Linked DNA regions of Mus musculus: region 2 is linked to region 1. Evidence: chromatin loops called from intact Hi-C (ENCODE). Cell type or tissue: left cerebral cortex. All regions are shown on one strand. Links, peaks and the distances in the headings refer to the core of each region. The heading gives the core; the rest is flanking DNA.

Region 1 (2,927 bases), core at 139-2,638:
AAGGCCTGTTAGACAACATCACATTCTAATCCATATTGTTTGTATCTGTGATTATTATGCTGACGGACTACACTTATTTGAAACTCACGTGTGCTCCTAGGGTTTCTCTCTCCATAACTTTTTATTACCTGCAGCAGACCTACCACACTGCTGCCTTTTGTTCTCTGTCACCTGTACCTATCACCATCCTGTGGATGGGGATCGTGAGGCCGCAGAGGAAACATTTCCCAGTGAGAGAATCAGAGTGTGAACCTTGCAGCCTTCCTGTACGACCTGCTACCCATCACACATGCCCTGCCCTCGCGCACAGAGCACAGAGCGGGAGAGTTCCTTGCTCCCTGGGCTGGTTCCTTGGCCTCCTTTGCATGCTAATGGCAGATGTGATGAGGATCCTGCACTCTAGAGCACAGCCAGTAGGTGATAGCACTAGCACACTGAACCCTGAAATAAAAGGCCTGGCTAATCGTCTGTGGAGATAACAAGGGTAATCCTAAGGACTTGCTGGGCTCCTTTATAATAAAACAGGAATTGCTAGATCTGCCCTTGGGTCACACACTTGGAAGAGAAGTAAGGAAATAAATAAGAACAAGGTAGGGCTTGGTAACTTTTGAGTGACTTGAAGATAGACTGCAACAAGTGGGAATGGGGTCGGGGGTGGATGGGGTAGCACCGTACAGAGGGTGTTTCGATTCTATAAAACTCAAGAGACATTCACTACTGAGTTCTGTTGACCATGTTACATAAGACACACATAATATCTGGTCAGAGCACACCATGACTCTGACCGGGCTAGTATGTTTTATAGGAAGTGATGCATTGTTTAAAATTGCCTTTAAGAGGCCCAAGAAGTAGCTCAATGGGTAAGCAAGCATGAAGACCTGGGTTTCCATCCACATAAAAAAGCTGGATGTGGTCATGTTTCACTTGTACGCCCAGCATTGTAGAAGGCAGGAGCAGGAGTCTCTGCAGCTTGCTGGTCTCCACCAGCGTAGCTCCATTTACGGTAAGAAACCCTGTGTCACAGCAATGAAGCTGACAGTTGCAGAGCAGAATGTCAGAAACCTCCCTCTGGCTTGTTTTCATGGGTGTGCACCCACCTGCATGTGTGGCCACATGCACACATACATACACCACACACTTATATTGAACACAAACATGCATTCTAATAAAATGCCTCTCATTCTAGATAACCATCTCCACTCCCAACCAAACCAAAGCTTTAGTCAGGTGGAAATTAAGAAAAATAGTCTGTAGTACCTGAAACAGATGATGGCTAGATTTCTTTGAAAGTGGTCTTAGATGTATCAACTGACAAGATCTATCAGCCCAACAGGAGAAAATAAGAGTATTAATGCATAATTCAAAGGAAAATCTGACAAACATTGCCTTATCAATGATGTAACAGATATTGAAATTTAAAAGGCAGTCTATTCAATTGTCATCTAATGGCAGTCTAAACTGTTGGTGTAATCTCAGTGACTAAGAGCCTCCTCCTATTCTTGTGGAGAATCTTGGTGCCATTGTCAGGATCCAGATGGCTCACAACCACGTGTGACTTCCATTCTAACAGATGCAGCGCCCTCTTCTGGCCTCCAAAGACACTGTACCCACGTTATGGATACACATACATTCAGGGAAAATACTTGTACACATAAAATAAAATAAAAAATAAATCCTAAACCATTGATGCCCCCTAAAAAAAAATCTGCCACACTTTTCAAAGGAATGCATATTGGGAAACTATTTTTGAAGGCAGTTTAGTTGCATTTATCTTAACACTATAGTTGTAACTGCACTAAAGAATTTTGCATGTGTTTTGTAATAGTCAAGACTTGGAAGAAATCTCAAAGTGTACCAGTGGGGATACAGATGATAGCGTATCTCTTCAGCATGATGTGGTATAGTATTGTGTTAGTGAGACTTTCCCTGCTATGATACATTATTAAAAAATAATTTAAAAGGAAGAATGATTTATTTTGAGTAGATTTTGGATGTTTTGGTCCATGGTTGCGTGCACCATCCCTGTGGGGCCTGCGATAAGGCAGTTCATCATGAGTGGAGCATGGAACATGTGATGGAGAAAAAGACATCTCATGGCATTTGGGAGGCAGAGAGAAGAAAAAAGACCAGGGTCAAGATGTAGCTTTTCAGGGTAGGCCCCCAGGGACCTATTTCCTTCACCTCCACCCACTTCTTACTTTATACTACCCCTGATAATGCCATCATCTGAATGCTTGGTTCCAGTGGTCCATTGGTTAAATCACAGCCCTCGGCACGCAGACACTTCCCTGAAGTCCATCATCTGTGATCCAAGCCTTCAAGTCAAGAGTCTGTGGGAGACGTTTCATATTTAAACCCAACAGCCAAGCAAAGCAAGCTGGTCTGTGCCAGCCATAAAGAGCAATGGTGCAGGCCTCTTCTATGTAGTATACGCACATTTAAACGGAGTAACAGATGCTTCCACAGAGCTCAAACAGATACCAGCAGATAGGCACACTCCCAAGAATACATTTTTGTATGTTTGTATGCACATGACTGAACCTGCACGCTTGCATGTACGTGGCTGAACATAATATCCTTCATGTCGATTATTTGGAAGGTGGAGCTGGTGAGAATGAAGCTGGAATTTCTTGGCAGGTTTTAATTCTTTTTTTAATTAATTGAAATTTTCTGGTTCTGCCGTGTAGTACTCCTAAGAAAAGCCCTTGGGCATGCTTGACACTCTTGCTGTAGAAATTTTGTGTTTCTCAAAAGCTAGTTCACAATTATCCCGGTCCTATTCATAGGATGTTATGATTTATATTAGAGATCAAACTTCTGGATTAAAACCTGCATCCAACCTGCATTTTGCTAGGCTTGTCCACACAGGATGCTTCTCCCTCCCATGCTGCTCTGCTCGGGTAGGTAGGGTAGGTAGGGTAGGTAGG
Region 2 (2,927 bases), core at 101-2,600, 210 kb before region 1:
TGGGAGCTCTAGTGGGAGGCAGCTGCGGTCTGCTGAAGACTGCTCTCTGGAAAAGTAGTAATTTTGTCTAGTACTTAGGTTGTGATTAACACACTTTGCTTTTGTTTTGCTAGCGTTGCACTCTTGATAGGAGACTTATAGTAATAATGTCCGTGCACATAATGGATATTGATTATTCCGCTTTCTTGTGATATGCAGATTTGCAAATGGTAATGAATTTCATCCCTCTAGAGGGAAGCATTAGTTAAAGTGCTTCTGAAATATGGTGAGACAAGACGGATGGGCACTGTGTGAAGTCTAGAGACTGTCCTGACATTGTGTAGTGCCATTCCAGAAATACGTACAAATTACTTTTATTTCCCTTCATTTCTAAGCCTGATTGCCGCCGGCATTCTCGAGCTTTAATTCCTTCAGACTGTTTTGATGTCATGTCTGAACACTTTAAGGATATTGTCATTCTTATCTTTGTAACCTTGTCAATGCAAAGCAAGTGGCAAGGGATGCAGGATAATGTTGACAACTTTATATTGAGCACACTGTGTGTTATTTTATTTGTAAGCTGGTGGAATGTGCAAAAGGAACATAGCATGGCTGTAACTACCCAGGGACCCATATCCAAACAAAGTGGAGAGTCACGTGAGGCTATTCCAGGGAGTGCAATTCAATTCTTTTTAAGATGAATAAATTTTAAAGATTCCTATGTGTAAATGGTAACACTAGTTGAAAGGTCTTTTAACACACTTATGGTCTGGTAGCACATATTAAGTTAAATGGCTTATTTAATATGTGAGATGGTTCAAAGGAGATGACAAAGCCTCCCAATCTTCTATTATATAAGTAGGAAGAAGAGCTTTGCTCTCTGGAAGGCTTCCTAATCAAGGAACAGGGTTTGACACATCTGACACCTCTGAAGTCGTTGCTGTTGCTGAGAAAATGATTCTGACTGTGTTTTTATTTCTCTAGTTCATGCTCTGGTTTTCCCACATGGATTTAGATGCTGGCTGCAGGCCTACGAAATGTATATGTGTGTAGACTGGAAAAGAATGTGTGCAATAGCACAAACATATATGGGTATGTGCAAAATATATATTTATGTCTGCACACAGTTATAAACTGGATGCATATGATTTAGGGTACCTGCAGCGTATTTATATTCATATATATATTCTTGTCGGCCTCGGAAATTTTGCTCATCTCTTCTTGTCCGAAAGGTGGCCCTGTTTTAAACTGTAAAAGCATTATCACCAGTAGAATTGGCCAATAGATCACAGAAACAGACAATAGTATTTTGTTGCCTGGCAACCACCTACTGTGAATGAAAAACAGAGCAGTGACAGCTGCATGCACATCCTGGTCCCCAGCCCATGGTCCCCAGCCCATGGTCCTCAGCCCAGGCATCGAAGCCCTCCACTTGACATACATCTGCAAGTTTCACTTCAGACAGGCAAACCTGTCTCTTTAAAAAAAAATGTTAGTAACACAATTTTGAATTTTTTGGTTGTAATAAGAACTGTGTGGTGATTGTTGAGGAAATGAAGCGCTCATTTCTATTGCCCCTTTTAAAGCCTGGTGTAAACAGAAAAACCAGAGTGGGAGGGAGGTTTCTAACCTTCACAGAAGCCATTAAGCATCCCGAGCACACACTGACTACCGTTAGGTGCTCTTAGGATGTTATAAAAGCTTGAGTTAGCTCTGTGATACCTAAGTAGAGGGCAGCCTTTTACTGCTAAAAGCCAAGTCGAGAGTGATGCTTTCCAGCTTAACTATTTAATTCCAAGCATTCCGGAGGCACGGGAGGGATACAGCAGCCTGGTGACAGCCCATAGGACCGCTTCCCTGGGATACCCTGGGATGGAATTCCTTGGTGACTGTCTCCTACTTTCTCCTCCACATTATTCTCTCTTCGTTCCCTTTTTCCCCCATTGGAACTTGTAGCTGGGATTGAATCAGGATACTTTGAAAGTACATAGTAATTACAAGTGAAGATCAATACGGACATACTAGGCTAGAGTGTGGACTGAGGTGTGCTGCACACAGTTTATTTTGCATTCGGCCCCATGAACCCACCTCCTTCCCGCCACCTGCAAGCTCTGTGCCTTGCTAGCTGTTTATAGTTTAGAACAATCTTTAATACTCTCTTATTCCGTGTGAGTGTCTTTGTGTGCGTACATGCATGTGCGTGTGCATGTGTGTGTGTGTGTGTGTGTGTGTGTAGGCTGCACCTTTGTGTGTACAGAGTCATTCTCTTGCACAGTGGTTGGATGTTGTTTCATTTACCTAAAAACTCTCTACTTCATTTTCTGAAGCAGGGTCTCTTGCTGGACTCAGGCTTGTTGATTAGGCTACCTAGGCTGGCCAGAGAGCCCAAGTCCCAGGGGTACACTTGTCTCTGCATCCCCAGTGTTAGGATTACAAGGACACACCATTTAAAAAGATTAAAAATTTTATATGTGTGTGTGTGTGTTTACAACAAATTCAGGTCTTTATGCTTGTTCAGCAAGTAAAGTACCGACTGTATTATCTCGACACTGGCATTTTTTGACAGTGGCGAGATTCAAGACTGTGTTGGTCAGTTTGTCTCTCTACAAGAGTTCAGATATTACAGGTAGCAGATGGATGACAGGAGCTTCCTTTCCTGCATCATAAGTGATCTAGGGTCTTTGGTGAAGGTGGAACCGATTGCAGTGTATCATATTCATGTCACAGTTCTAGCAAAGCCATCTTTCCAGGGGTTCTATGTGCTGGTGGAGGGCAAGTCTCTTCAGTTGTAATCTAGATTGTTACTGAACTCAAAAACTGATCGCGAACATACTATCGGTGCAAACTTAGTCCACTTAAGCATTTCTACTAACTTAGGAAATATATCGTACACGTGACGCGTTTTGAGGTTCTTCATGCGTGTAAAGAATCAGTATTCCCTTTGCCTG

The links. Peaks named below come from ENCODE experiments on the same cell type or tissue, not always from the same donor. Only the 100,000 strongest peaks of a DNase experiment are listed, where the experiment ranks them.
Region 2: it touches region 1 in a loop (2.8-fold over the local background); 3 of 42 quality-filtered maps call a loop at or near these places.

The regions. Positions count from the first base shown.
Region 1 is chr14:77,371,742-77,374,668 of GRCm38, forward strand. The region is part of intron 3 of Enox1 (ecto-NOX disulfide-thiol exchanger 1); the gene reads left to right. Among named protein-coding and RNA genes, the nearest start is that of Gm41217, 2.2 kb to the left of the region's middle. In left cerebral cortex, for the core only: a CTCF peak has its summit at 1,598 (motif pointing left); no DNase peak of the experiment used is centred there.
Region 2 is chr14:77,158,349-77,161,275 of GRCm38, forward strand. The region is part of intron 1 of Enox1 (ecto-NOX disulfide-thiol exchanger 1); the gene reads left to right. Among named protein-coding and RNA genes, the nearest start is that of Enox1, 3.0 kb to the left of the region's middle. In left cerebral cortex, for the core only: CTCF peaks have their summits at 1,222 and 1,441; DNase peaks (open chromatin) are centred at 311, 594, 958 and 1,199; H3K4me3 peaks cover 1,490 bases.